Linked DNA regions of Homo sapiens: region 1 is linked to region 2. Evidence: chromatin loops called from intact Hi-C (ENCODE). Cell type or tissue: PC-9. All regions are shown on one strand. Each heading gives the region's core, and the rest is flanking DNA. Links, peaks and the distances in the headings are about the cores only. Region 1 has its middle 57 kb from the start of LINC02026. Region 2 has its middle 10 kb from the start of LINC02038.

Region 1 (7,169 bases), core at 1,182-6,181, 93 kb before region 2:
GAATGGGCTCAGATGCTGGTGAGCACTAGTCAGGCCCCTGGCTCAGCTGTTGGTCTGAACAGTGCCAGAAGGTCCTTTCCTTAGGCTGTCCAAGGGTGTTGGGTAGGTCCCGGGATGACACGCTGCTCGTTCAGGCCAGGGAAGGGGATGCTTGCCCTCACATCGAGCTTTTTGCTGAGGAAACCCTTGCTAATCTCTCATTCAGAAATGCTCCTTTGGGGAGTGGTTCCCTTCCATTTCAGAAGGACCTATCTCCCTTGACTGCCCCTGGGAAAGAGTAGATGTTTTCAATGCTTCCATCGTGTGCACTGTGAACTTCTCCAAAATAGTTCTTTCAAAGTAAGGTTTTGGGTGAACATAAATGAGAAACTCTAACTCCCCAGGGGAAAATTTACCATAAGAACTCAGGCTTCGGCCTCAGGTAATATTGAATCTGGGTTTCCAGCAGTGAGATTGAGAATGTGAGGCATGCCAGCAAGACAGACCCGTCCTGATTCTGCTGCGAGGCCCGGCTGGAGGCCCACCCAGTCTGTCTGAAGTTCCCAGGTTCGTTCTGGGGAGTCCTCTGAGAAGGGTTTCTCAACCTCGACACTACTGGTCTTCTCATCAGTTGCAGGGACACGAGGAAGCAAGTTATATAGTTTGTTTATAATAGAGTAGTTACTATAGGTTTGGAATCAAAGATATGAGGTCACACCCCAGCTTCCATTGCTCAATTTTCTCACCTGTTAAATGCGGATAATATCACTCACCTGAGAGAGTAGTTATGAAGAATAAATGTGGTAATGTGTGCAAGTGGCTATTTATCAAATGCCTGGCACATAGTACATGCTAACTAAATGGTACGTTTACTACTTCCTAATGTGGACTTTTCAGAGAAGCGTGTGGATGGGGGCATTAATATTTAGGGAGCACTCTCTTTATAGTACACCTCCTATGATTGCTTACATGGAAAGCAGGGAGAATAGACCCTTTGCTCCTCAGGTGTGGGCCAGCTGTCAACTTAAGGCGATGCTGGTACCTGGCACCAGAGGCTGAGTGTGGAAAAAATGAATGCTACCTGTTCCCTTTTCTTAGCTGTAATGCAAAAAGGCTAAAATGTTCTATTCTTTAGTGATCTCTTCATTGATTCTTAATTGAGGTAGTTACTGTGACATGCTTTGGCAGCTGAGATTATAGCTTGAAGTTTATGAAGAGAAAAGACTTTTATCTTCACTTATGGCTGAGTCTTGGATCTTACCAAGTTGCCTATCCAGGTTTGGTGGTCAGCAGCCAAGCTGCTCCCCATGCTTCTTCCCCTAACTACCAACATTCCTTCACAACCCTCAGCATTCAGAACTCAAGCTCTCAAAGCCTGGGCGAGAAATCCTGAATTATCCTGTTGGTCAACTTAGGTAAAGTGAGAATAGTTAGAAAACGTAAATGAGTGAAACAGAAGGAAAAGACAGTGAAATAACCATTCATTGATTAATTCCACAACCATTTGGTACCATACATACTGCATGCCAGCTACTGGTCATGGTGCTAAAGTTACAAAGATGAACAAAACTCAGCCTCTGACCTCAAAAATATAGTGGCTGCTTTTTGTTCTGGGTGCTGGTTGAAATTTGAAAACATTTGGCTGGTTGTATACTTAAGATTTGGGTGGTTTTTGATGTATGATATTCTTCATACATTGTGTGTTTAGTGGCAGACACAGACACCAGAACAGGTGATTCTAAGTGCTAGTTACAGATACACCCAGGGCATTGTAGGAGAATAGGGGTCCAGGTGGGAGAAGCATGTTGGGTCCTGGAAGAGATGCTAGCATAAGCAAGGTTATGGAGGAGAAAAGACACCAGGGCAGGAAACTAGGAAGAGCCCCGTGTTGCTTGGCACATAAACTGTGAGGCAGGAAATGATGAGCATGGAGGGTTGAAGAAGGACTGGGGGTTTTATGTCTATGGAGGGTAGACTCTATCAGGTGGACAATGGGGAGCTCTGGGCAGGTGTCAGCCAAAGGGAGGAAGTGGTGAGATGTGCATCTTAGACACAGTTGGCAGAGGTTGGCTCAAGGCCAGGGGCACTTTTAATCCCATTGCCATTTTCCAGATGAGAGATGGGTGACAGCTTGAACGAAGATACAAAATTTCATGCATAATATGCATGTACACACACACATACTCACACACATCTCCAACGGCTGCAATAAAAGAAGATTTTCATATACCATACGATTCTACAGAAAATCCCATTTGAGTCTGGCAGACATAAAGGTATAATTGTCTAAGAGGAACTCATTTATCTCTTAAAACTTTTAATATCTCAAGATTCGGAGTGTGAGTTCAATGTCTCCTATGTCAGATATAAGCAGCACACATGAGGGCTGGGTGCGGTGGCTCATGCCTGTAATCTCGGCACTTTGGAAGGCCGAGGCAGGTAGATCACAAGGTCAGGAGATGGAGACCATCCTGGCCAACATGGTACAAAAGTACAAAGGTACTAAAAGTACAAAAAAATTAGCTGGGTGTGGTGGCATATGCCTGTAGTCCCAGCTACTTAGGACGCTGAGGCAGGAGAATCGCTTGAACCTGGGAGGCGGAGGCTTCAGTGAGCCGAGATCGCGCCACTGCCCTCCAGCCTGGCAACAGAGCCAGACTCCGTCTCAAAAAAAAAAAAAAAAAAAAAAACCACATATCTTGTATCTTTTGTATTTTTAGGGGGGAAGAAATTTGGGAGGAAGTCATTTTTTATTCTCTCAGTGGTTTATTTGCTGCTTGTCTCATCTTTGAAATATTTTCTGTTATCTACTTTACTGGCGAGACTCTAGTCCAGGGAGTGAACACTCTGGCTTAGCTCATCTTTTCCACCTTTAGCTATTCACTTCTTTTCTCATATGTTCCAGAAGAAACTCCCAAGTAGCAAAATTGATGAAGAGACTTTATCGCCTCTGCATAACCCCAGATTGCCTGACGTGTTTTCTCATGTCTTGTTCTTTTTTTCCTCGCTCTTGTCCTCCAGGTTTGAGTGCAATGGCTTGATCTCGGCTCACTGCAACCTCCGCCTCCCAGGTTCAAATGATTCTCCTGCCTCTGCCTCCCAAGTAGCTGGGGTTAAGGTGCCTGCCACCACACCCGGCTAATTTTTGTATTTTTTAGTAGAGATGGGGTTTCACCATGTTGGCCAGGCTGGTCTCGAATTCCTGACCTCAGGTGATCCGCCCGCCTCAGCCTCCCAAAGTGCTGGGATTACAGGCATGAGCCACTGCGCCTGGCCACATCCTGTTTCTTTAAAACAGAAGGCTGAAAGGTCTAGCCATCTATCCAAGAACAATGGCCAGCCCCTCTGTAGGCAGGCTCTGAGAGAGACGTCGATGATGCCAGACTCTCAATGGGGAGGGTAAGTTTGTGAGTGTGGACAGCGGTCTCATCGGCTGCAGGGAATTTTGAAAGAGGGATGGGGGACTGCAATGACTCACTATATTCTTCAAAGCCTTGCCTGTACACCAGGTGTAGGAGAGAAGAGGAGGTGGTGACAAGTACATGTGGTCATCTATCCAAACTCTCATGTTTCAAAGGAACATTAATTTCATTGTCCCCAGAGAGGAGAAGTAAATAATGAGGTATTGTCTAAGTCAGGTTGTTTCCTGCTGGAAGCTAGAATTCTGCAAAGTGTTGGACTTCGATCTAGACTTGGCTTTAGGTCTGTATGAGCCACTTGTGGGGAGCGTGGCTTTTGGCAAGTTACTTTACCTCTTGAAAACCCATTTCCTCTTTGTAAAAATGGGATAATAGAGCATGTCTTTTTGCCTTTAAAGGTTATGCAACATGCACTCATATGTTAATTGCTGCACTGTTCACATAGCAAAGACAGGGAATCAACCTAGGTGCCCACCACTGGTAGATTGGATCAAGAAAATGTGGTACATATACACCATAGAATACTACACATCCATAAAAAGAGTGAAACCATGTCCTTGCAGCAACATGGATGCAGCTGGAGGCTGTTATCCTAAGTAAATTAATGCAGGAACAGATAATCAAATATTGCATATTGTTTCTTAGGCGTAGGAGCTAAACACTGGGTACTCGTGGACATCAAGACGGTAATAGAAACTGAGGACTACTGGAGGGGGAGAGGGGGACAAGGGTTGGAAAACGAACTATTGGGTACTATGCTCAGTACCTGGGTAACAGGGTTAATTGTGTCCCCAAACCTCACCATCTTGCAATATACCCAGGTAATAAACCTGCACACGTACCCTCTGAATATAAAATAAAAGTTGAAATTATAGAAAAAATAAAAAAATAAAAAAGACTGTGAGATATTGGGAATGGAAATATTTTGGACATTGAAGAGTGCATTTTGAAAATAATGCTCTAATGTGAGAATTTTCTCCCGAGCGTTAACGAACTCACCACAGAGGCAACCTTGGTTATAGTGAAGGGGTCTGAGGAACAAGGAGAAAGTACACAAGATGCTCCCTCAAGGAGGCAAGAGTATACAACAACGTCTTGATTGATTATCCATTTTAGAGAGATCTATGGTAAATGCTCACGGGCTTTGTCTGGCCCCTCCGCATACCTCTCTCTTTGCAGAGTTTTGGAAACTCATTTCCACCCTCGCCAAGGCAAAAACACACTGGAAAGTGAAGCTGAGATTCAGTCATATTAGAAGGGGGCACTGGCCTCAGTACCCCCACCTGGGTTTGGGTCTCAGCTCTGCCCTTCTCTCCCTGCAGGCACCCGGGTAGGAATCTTCCCTCTCCGGGCCTCCGTTTCCCATCCGTATGTTGGTTAGAATATTATTAAGGTCCTTTTCAGCACTTGAAATGGATTCTGTGCTGTCCCAAGGCATCCAGTCAATCCCAGCTTCTAGTTGCTGCAGTGACTGGGTCACTGGTGCAGCATCTCCGGTCCACTCACAGCAGCAGTCAGGAACTTATGTTGCTGTGCTGATTTTCTGGTCCTCGTCCTGTTTCCTCACAGTGGCATGACGGATCGGACATGCCATGCGACTGCATGGTGGCTCAGCTTTCCTGGCATGCAAGAACGTGCAGGGTGCATACAGATGCCATGTTTTCTAACCATCGCAACTTTGAGGAGGCAGCAGGAGATGAGGCTTAGGAGGGAAGTGATTGCTCTACACAGCAACCCACGGTGGTGGGAAGAGGGGTCAATTGTAAAGTTGTAGGCCACCGGCTGAGACCTGCTGAGTGATGAGCATTACTCAGAGAGTGGGTCCAGTTCCCATTTTAGACCCAAAGTAAACTCTCCAGGCTCTGTTGTAGTTGGCTAATGGCAATCCCCAAACCACAGGCTCCAGAGATATGAGCCAGTGTTCCAGGAGAAGCCACCCGCAGGAGAGGGGAGGATGAAGGGAGAGAGCCTGGCTCAGAGTCCTGTGCTTTGGGGACTGATTGCTTCAGATGGAGGCATAGTGCCTCCTTTAGTTCAGGGTTCAGTGCTAAGATCTCAAGCAAAATCCAATCCACGTTCACAGATGCGCATATGGGAAGGGTGTTGAACTCGTTCTCCCCAAAGTCAACATCAAGAGAACCGAGGGACTGGTGGAGTCACTTGGAAGTTCTTCATTCTTTTTTTCTCAAGCTCAGAAAGACCAGCATACCACTTAGAGGCTTGGTTTGGACAGCTCTCCAAACCCCTGGTCAGATTGCTCTCTTGCAGCTAAAACACAGGGTTAGCTGAATTTTCTTCCAGACTTCATTGCAAACGATTATCTTGGCATATTATCTGTAACATTTCCTTTGGAGAGTTCCTCCATGTTAGAAAACAAAAAGTTTGCCATACCCTGTGAATGACTGAATTAAGAAGTAAAACCTCAAATCAGTCAAGATGCATGAAGATTTGAGTGACTTGTGAGCATGAATTACATGACAAAGACCTCATGAGGATGCCACGGCTAGGAAAGACGAGACCGTAGGATAATGTCGATCTGGATGCCTTTGCGACTTGTGAAATCTGAGAGCCCCACCTTGACGAGTCACCTGTGCAATCCCTTGCCCTAAGGTACGATCATACTTGAATCCTCAGTCTTCAGACTTTGTAGTCCTTGAACACACATGCACAGAAAATACACATTTGTATGCAATATTGCACCCTCCCCCATAACTCACTGCAATTAGGAGTTGAATTCCCCAGTTTGCTGGACTAAACTTCGAGACCCAGCAACAGGGGCTCTTGAGAAGGAAAAAAGGAATTCCACACTGGTGAGGTTAGGGCTGCAGCCTTTGAAGCGAGATGGCTTCGTGGAGGCTGCCTGCTTTAGAAACGGCTGGGTCCTGACGCTCTCAGGGGGGAGCTGGGAGAAGCGGCGTGGAGAAAACCACTCAGAAGCCCGGAAGACTGGAGCGGGCGCTCGCGCGGGGCTGGGATTTGTGTAGTGCTGTGGGTTTTACCTTCTGAGCACCCCATCTGCCCTCTCACAGGCACAGCAAGGGCCCTATAGTTGCTCTATTCTCCACCCATCTCTGAAAACTTTCCTTCTCTGATGCTACTTCAAAGCCCCCTGGGAAAGCCAAGTTGCCAATTAAGCCTCTTTGAGGCAGGTTCTCATTCCTTCCCCACTAATTGAAATGTTACTCCTTTTACTAAACCCATAAACCACCCAAACACAACGGTCTTCCTCATTTGCATTGTAACAATGTCCCTAATGTGCTTCCAAGAGCTTTACGTAAAGGCGAACCTTTTCTCCTCTCCCTGTATGAACGGTCAAAAGCAATTCCGAGGCAAAGGCCTTCATTTCCATCCCCATACAGCTGCTCATTAGCTCAGGTGGAATAAATTCCTTTTATTCTGGATTCATTTCCCAGGATGATAATGTCTTTTTTGTCTCAGACCAGTGTTCCCAAACTAGGCCTTAATTGCTGATAGTAATTGAGTTAATACATATTTACAGCAGGGTAAGGTTAAAGCAGTTCTCCTGTAGTTTTACTGGAGACATTTGATTTAACCTGCAATAAAATCATTAACAAGTTGTTCAGTGTTCATTCCGTCTGTCCTTTATCTTGTCTGCTCCTTGGGAAAGCTGGGTGAAGGCAGATGGCTTTGGCGCAGGCTCAGCTCTCAGGCTGCAGAGACGAGAGTGCCCAAGTCTCACCTCCTCACCTCCGGGTCCTCCTGTATTCAGAGAGAAGGACCTCTCCCACTGAAAGCAGATAGCCCGGGGCA
Region 2 (7,169 bases), core at 1,378-6,377:
TGTGGGATGGAGAGGCTATCAGGATCCCTGGGATTAGATTTTGACAGTAGACTGGGAGTTAATACAGACCTGACGTAGAACAGTGAAGGTGTAATGCTGTCCCTGAAAGCAAACTATTTCTGGTGGGTCTTTATCAAGGTATAGGGGGTGGCAACAAAGCACTGGTCAGATTAAGAGCTATTAGAGGTTGTACTAGTTTCTTCAGAAAAAAAATAATAACACCTGGGAAAGCAGCTGCAATTACAGTCACCATTCAATCAAGTTTATGATAAGCCACTGTTATTCTCCAAGATCTACGTGTCTTGGCATGGGCCAAATAAGCAATTTGAATGGGATTCACCATCCTTATCTTTCAAGCCTTGATATACCATCCTTATATCTTTCAAGCCTTGATGGTGGCACCAATTTCTGCAATACCCCCAGGAAGATGATATTTCTTTAGTTTATGCTTTTGTAGGTAGAGGAGATTCTACTGGCTTTCACTTGGTTTTTCTCACCATACCCCATGGAGAAGGAAACCTGTATGGCACTTCTGCTAGTCGTTTGGTATATCTGTTCCTAAGATGACCAATTCTGGAACTTGGAAAATAACTACAAGACACTCAGGGACACACCAAGTCCGCTGTGAGATGGACCCAAGTCAAAACCTACACTGATCACCTGATCTCCATAAACCCCTATTCTAACTGTGGGCCATTCTGGCATTTTCAGTCTCTTGAAATTAGTGTCAGCTTAGAGCCAACACCTAGTAATTGCTAAAAGGCATAGTAATTTTCTCTTTCCAAATACATATCCATACTGATAGATGTCCTCAACTTCCTTTGGGAAATGCTGGAAAAAAGATTTACTGTATAAGTTTTGGGCCAAGTAGTAGATTCCTTCCTGAAGGGATCCACTCCCCTTTCATTTGAATAAGAACTGGCTGAAGTCTCAGAATTAATTAGGGATGTCATGATTCTCTATTGTGATCATCACCTCTTTCACCAGACCCAGACCTTTTCAACTTACGTAAATCAAGTAAGACTTGAGTAGGCCACACATCTATTTCAGTTTCAGGGACACCATGATCAACCTTCTGCAGATCAAACCATTCCAGTTAATGTTTTGGCTCTGCTGTTCATTACAGTAACTACCTCATGTCTGGTGATTGAGTGTCTTCCAGTTGGCTTCTGATACCTGGGCATCCCATCATCCCCGTGAATTTGTGGAGTGCACTTAAGTGGCAGCAGTTTCCGTGTCATTCCTGGTTATAGTTACTACGTACCATAGGCTCTTTACAGATACTGGGGCTTCTCTTTTGGTCTGTGTACCATATCTCAATACCTTCATGAAGGGAGTGTCTTCTGGCCCCTCCTGGGGACATAATTAGAAAGTGATAGGCAAGCAGGCCTCACATAATAAATCTACCCCAGCATTTTGGTCCCCCTAAGCATTTGGGTACCTTTCTCCATATCAAGAAAGTTCTAGTATTTCAATTGCCCTAGGTATAAGCCACCATTTTGTCTAGGTTTTAGTCAATGAACCAAACTGTTAGAATCACTCTAAGTTACTCAATGTAATACACTGAATCCAGAATCTCTTTCCAGTGTACCTGTATTGAAATCTTTGGCCTGGTCCAGCATTATCTTCCTCTTTCCCTGATTCAACATCATTAAGATCCATTTCTAAACATGTTTCTCAGGTTTCTGTGACTATGAATGGAAAAAGCTTATAATTCTTTTGATGTATATGACAGTTTCACATGGATCACACTTTAAACTTTAACCCCTGGAGCCTGCTGAAACTTGAGTCTAGTTATAGGTCTAGAAGCAATGAGAAGAATTGAGAGTAGGTAGGTCTTAAGGAGAATCAGTAGTTTCTTGCAAGGCACCTCTGGTCATTTGTTCTGGTCCAGGCTCGGTGAAAGGCCATTGCAGTTTCTTTAGGCAAGGTGAGCTCATTAGCTAGGAAGGGAGTGCTTCTACTACTGGCAAAAAAGGCTCAGCAAAATTCAAGTTCTAGCTCCCAGCTTCATCTGAATCTGCCCATATGTCTACCCCAATGCTCAGAACCACACTTCTTCCTAATCAATGTGCTAATTTTACCATAAGATACTCTGTGAGGTTGTGATTTCAGTTTGCATAATTCTTCCCAAAATTAGACCTTGGGTTTGATTTTCAGAAATATTTGCCCTATAGCCACAGGAACTAAAGATTTCCCTTAGTTAGTCTTTGTATTGGGAACTTAGTCATAATTTTTTTTTTCTCCAAGTTCTTCAGTAACCTAGAAGCTACCTATCAACATCTGTATCTTCCTTATTTTTGCTGAAATATTGTACAGAAGCAACTACTTGGTTATCCAAAGCCCTGCCTTCTATAGGCACTTAATTACAGGTATTTATAGGTGATAATGTAATTAACTCTTTTGTTACCACCAGGTCCCCTTTACTACTGGCATCAGAGTCATTAACGCTTTTAAATATAATCAGATCAGAGAGCCAACTCCAGAACCAATTCAGAGAACTCATCCTTTAGGTTTTCTTGCTCATGGTTTCATCAGGGAGGCAGAGTCACTCTTAGTGATATGAAATAATTTCCCATAGCAATTAGACTTCTCACAATAGTGGGAGAAGGATGCAGGAAGATAAGCTGGACCTGATACAGGAGAGATCAAGGGCAACCTGGAACCTTTCCCTGTCTTTCACCACAACTAACCCTATAGAAGAGGTATGTGCCCTTTACCATAGGGGTGCACACACACCTGAGCCAAAACTCAGCAGGAGCTGAGGGGAGCTGCAGAACTGGCCGCTGCTCCATGCTAAGGAGGTAAGCAAGTAGGTAAATGCTGGTGTCTGTTTGTGTTCATGAGCTGTGATGGCACCTGTAGCCCTGCACCAACCTTCAAGTGTTGTGATGGTTGGTCTGCTTTCCAAATCTCATGCCAATTTCTCTTATGGCCAACCATAACGAGGGCCATAGAAAGAAGGAAAAATCTGGGAAATGTCCTTTGGGCTTAGGTAGGCTGACTCAGTACGGAACCACCAGAGCCGTCACTGTTTGGTACTCTTACGTAAGGAACTCAAGATTTAACCTAAGAACCAGTACCTAGAGGGAGAGGGTAAGAGAGAGGGATGGATAGGATCCATGTAAAAATTGGGTTATGAATTCGCTTAAATTAAGACTGTATGTGAGATTGTACCCAAAAGATCAGGATCAAGAAAGCCAGAGGGGAGAGCCGGCTTTGCTCCAGAACATTTCTGTATTTGACAGTGATGATAGTAACCCACCATGGCATCACAGAGCTTTGTGGTTTGCAAAGTGCTCTCACATGCATCATTTCATTTGGAGTGGATTGACCTTCTGCTTCATTCACTAAATACTTATTGAGTATTTGTCCTATGCCAGGAACTGTGCTAGGCATTTTGCATATCCTGTCTCCAAATATATTAATATCTCCTTTATATTTCACTATATCTCTGTGACAGAGATATCACTGTCATTTTACAGATTTTAAAAGTATGGCTATAATGTTGGAGATACAAGACCCTAATGGGAATATAAGATAAATAGAACTTTGTCCTTGCTCTCAAGAACAGGGGTTGGTAAACTTTTTCTATAAAAGGACAAGTGACAAGTAGTTTAGGCTTTGTGGTTCCTATTACAACTACCCAACTCTGAAGCTGTAGAGAATGCAGTCATAGCCAATATAAAAATGAATGTGCATGGCTGTGTTCCAATAAAACTTTATTTACAAAAACAGGCAGTGGGATAGATTTTGCCCATGGGTAATAGTTTACCAACCCCTGAACTACAAGGGCATAGGCTAAAGGAGAGACTACTAATTAAAACAACTCATGATGAGACTATGTGGTAAAGGAGTCTATACGAAGGGCTGTGAAGGCAGAGGGTGTAGCTGGCTGGGGAATTTAGTGAGGCAGGGCAGCATTTCTAGAATCATGACCTCTGTGGTCCATATTTCCAGGTCACTGCCATCCATGAACCAGGAAATGGCTTGCAGACAAATGCAGGGTGGGATCTGGAGCTTATATCTTATCAGAACCTGTGTCTCCTTCCTGAGCTGTCTTCCTGTGAACTGGGCCTGTGGTGTGGGGGTTGAGGTTCACTGTCTGCTTTCCCCTCGTGTATCAGCCAGCCCTTATACTTCCTAAAACTCAGCGTCCCTTATCCTTATCCACAGCACAGAAGCTGTGGGCTTGGCCTGACACAGCCCTAGAATGATACTTCCTTGTATGCCAGCCTCAACTTCTTCTGACCTGCAGCTTGCAAACAACACATTCCTAGTATGTGGTTATTAGCCTACTCCTCCTAGAATGCCCTCTAGATCTGGTTCCTGCCTGAGGTATAAAATCATGCTTGTGGTTGAACTTACAGGTGGACTTTACAAGAAGGCTCAGGACAGGGAAGAACACTATAAAACAACAAAAACTGCCTCCAACTGGAAAGCAGTGTGTAGGGAGGGTTTGAGCAGTGACTAGATGACCATAGGAAGGAGAAGTTCTAATATTTAAAAAGTCCTTGGGCTTAGGAGTCTTTCTGTCCCACAGTCCTATTTAGCTTTGTGATAGCGGACAAATTTCTTGAGCTCTCTTGACTTAGTTTCATGATTTGAAAACAGAGAGTTCACATCTCTCATAGGGCTGTTGTGATAATTAAATGAGAATTCCATCCAGTTTCCAGCAGGCACTATCCTGGCACACAGTTGACTCAAGACAGTATTAGAGAAAGACTCTGACATCAGATGGGGTGGGGTGGCCAAGTTGGGCGAAATAACTGAGGTCTGTGGTTTACTTTGATATATAAATCTAACAAGAATTCCTTTCTTTAACTTACATAAAATTCTTTCATTAAATCTCAGAAACAAAGGGATGTAACCTAAGGAGATCTCTTTGTGAGCACCCTAAGATTGGACATAAATGAAGAAATATTTATTAACACAAAAGAATTTCATTTGGAGGAAAAAAAACCATTGTAGGAATTTTTTCTGCATAACAGTTTTCATGCATACAAGTCATTTGGGATTCTAACCAAGTGTTTCCATTTCAAACTGAATAAAGTTTTACTTTGTAAATGTCTATATTAACAAAGCTTTCATTGAGGTTCGGAGAGGGGGCACTTAAAAATGTTTGCCAACCCCCCCATTAAAAAGTATATATTACTCAATGAAGTGGTATAGAAATAGATATCTATTTCTTTAAGTCCTACACAAAATAAAAGCATCTAACTTTGTGGGCAGAGGGAGGTCCAACTTTTTGTTTTCTTAACGCAGATGGAAAGAATCCCAAGAGACCAGTGAAGCAAGAAATTATCAAAGCTGCGGTATTTACGAAGTCACTTTGTGCCAGTGCCCCAGCAAGCTGCCACCATGGCTGCCAAGCCCTGTCACCCTTGCTGATCAGTACAGAGAGGGGCTCGCTGCGCTGGGTAGAGGAAGCAGGAAGTTTGCTGAACTCAGACGGAAGAAAAAGGATTCCTCTGGAGAATCCCAGCAGGTGGGAGAGCCGCTCTGCAGAGCGAGGCTCTTTTGACCCAGAGTACACACAATAGAGCCCTCTTAGGAGAGAGATTTTTTTCCACAGGTTTCTTCTTGGCCCTCTGGATTTGTTCTAAGCTGGCTTTCTGTGTGTGTGAGTTGTCTTGGCCTTTCTGGTTTTCTTTCCCTTTGGAACTTTCAGATCTTTCCATTGTGCACGATGTCCCTGTGAAAAGGCCTGAGTCACTCGGCCTCAAACTTTGCAGCCCCAAACATTCCCTCTTTGAATTAAGGTCACCTGTGTATGTCTCCCCACTCGGTAGAGGAAAGGGCACTTCATCGCCCTGGCCCTGGGCCCAAGGACCCCCTTGGGAGCATTGTCGAGGGACTTTTTCAGATGAGAGGCTTTCTGTAAAAGACTGACAGGGACTTCTTAGGACAGATGACCTTTAAATATATTTTCCAATTCTGATTCTGGGATTCTAAAATGGTGTGTGGACCCCATACAATGTCATTTGAGCAGGAGCAGACAGAACTGGAGATAACTCAAAGGAGATGTTAGAGCTGCCTTTAAGATCCTTGGAATACAGAAACAAGAAAGACATTAGTCCTAGGATATGTGATCTCAGAAGGCAGAAATTTTGGCCGGAGTTTTATGACAGGATGGGAGTTTACAGTTGATCTAGGAAAGGAATCCTGATTTACCAGTCAGATCTGCTGGAGTAAAGCCCAAAGACCTGGTTTTGAATGCTCACCGCTGCCTAACATCTGTGTGACCCTGGGCTACTGACCTGACTTTGCTGAGCCTGTTTTCCCATAGGCCAAACAGTGATAAGGCTTGCCTTGATTCTGCCATCCGGCTATTGTGAAGAGGAATAGGATAAGAGAAAGTGCTTGTAAATTCTGAAGTTCTAAAGATTTAATCCTACTGTCCAACTCCCCTGTTTGATGGAGTAGATAACCAGAGAATGGAGAAGTTAAGAAACTTACATGAGAGCACACAGTATTGATCTAAGGTAGTAGCTGATAAGGCCTCACATCTACAAGAGATAATATATTGATCCCTAGCAGCTCCAGGATAAAAGGCTTTTGGGGGGGCCTTGGGGCCATGACGCAGCCCCAACTTCCCACTGGAGTTTCATCTCACTCTTAATTTTATTTTCTGATTATGAAAATTATATGTGCTCACTGTGTGGAACTTGTATAATACAAAAAGCACAAAGTAAAACATGTTAAAACATTTTAATAATTCTGCTATGTGGACATATCTACTGTTGAAATTAAGATATATAACCTTTTAGCCTTTTCTCTGTGCATGTACATATTTGAACATAATTGGAATATTTCATGCAAACTTTTGTATATTGACTCCTTTTTCACCTGATGGTTTGTTGTACACTTTGCCATTAAAATTCATTAAGCAGTATCAAATGCATAATTTTCCACTGTGTAAGAACATAACAGCTTGTAACAAGTCCTCTACTGTTGGACACCGAGGTTCTTTCTTGTTTGCTACAAACAAATGTGTTGAACATTCTTACCTGTGAGTTGTTGTTTTCCTGGCCTGTCTTTAACTCCCAGCACCTTTCATTCAGTCCAGGTAGCTGCCCACATGTTAAGAAGCGGGATCTGAAGGAAAACCTGCATAAGGCTCTACATCAAATGCTGAAAGTGCTGCCCCACCAACAAGCAATGCTTCC

Evidence for each region. Peaks named below come from ENCODE experiments on the same cell type or tissue, not always from the same donor. Only the 100,000 strongest peaks of a DNase experiment are listed, where the experiment ranks them.
Region 1: a loop joins it to region 2, with 8 times the contacts of the local background. A loop is called at or near these places in 1 of 110 quality-filtered maps.

The regions. Positions count from the first base shown.
Region 1 is chr3:193,943,477-193,950,645 of GRCh38, reverse strand. No RefSeq gene overlaps it. Among named protein-coding and RNA genes, the nearest start is that of LINC02026, 57 kb to the left of the region's middle. RefSeq lists enhancers at 6,486-7,136, 5,957-7,169. In PC-9, for the core only: no CTCF peak of the experiment used is centred there; a DNase peak (open chromatin) is centred at 3,445.
Region 2 is chr3:193,850,714-193,857,882 of GRCh38, reverse strand. No RefSeq gene overlaps it. Among named protein-coding and RNA genes, the nearest start is that of LINC02038, 10 kb to the right of the region's middle. In PC-9, for the core only: no CTCF peak of the experiment used is centred there; DNase peaks (open chromatin) are centred at 3,922, 4,022, 5,372 and 6,182; H3K4me3 peaks cover 1,317 bases; H3K27ac peaks cover 4,461 bases.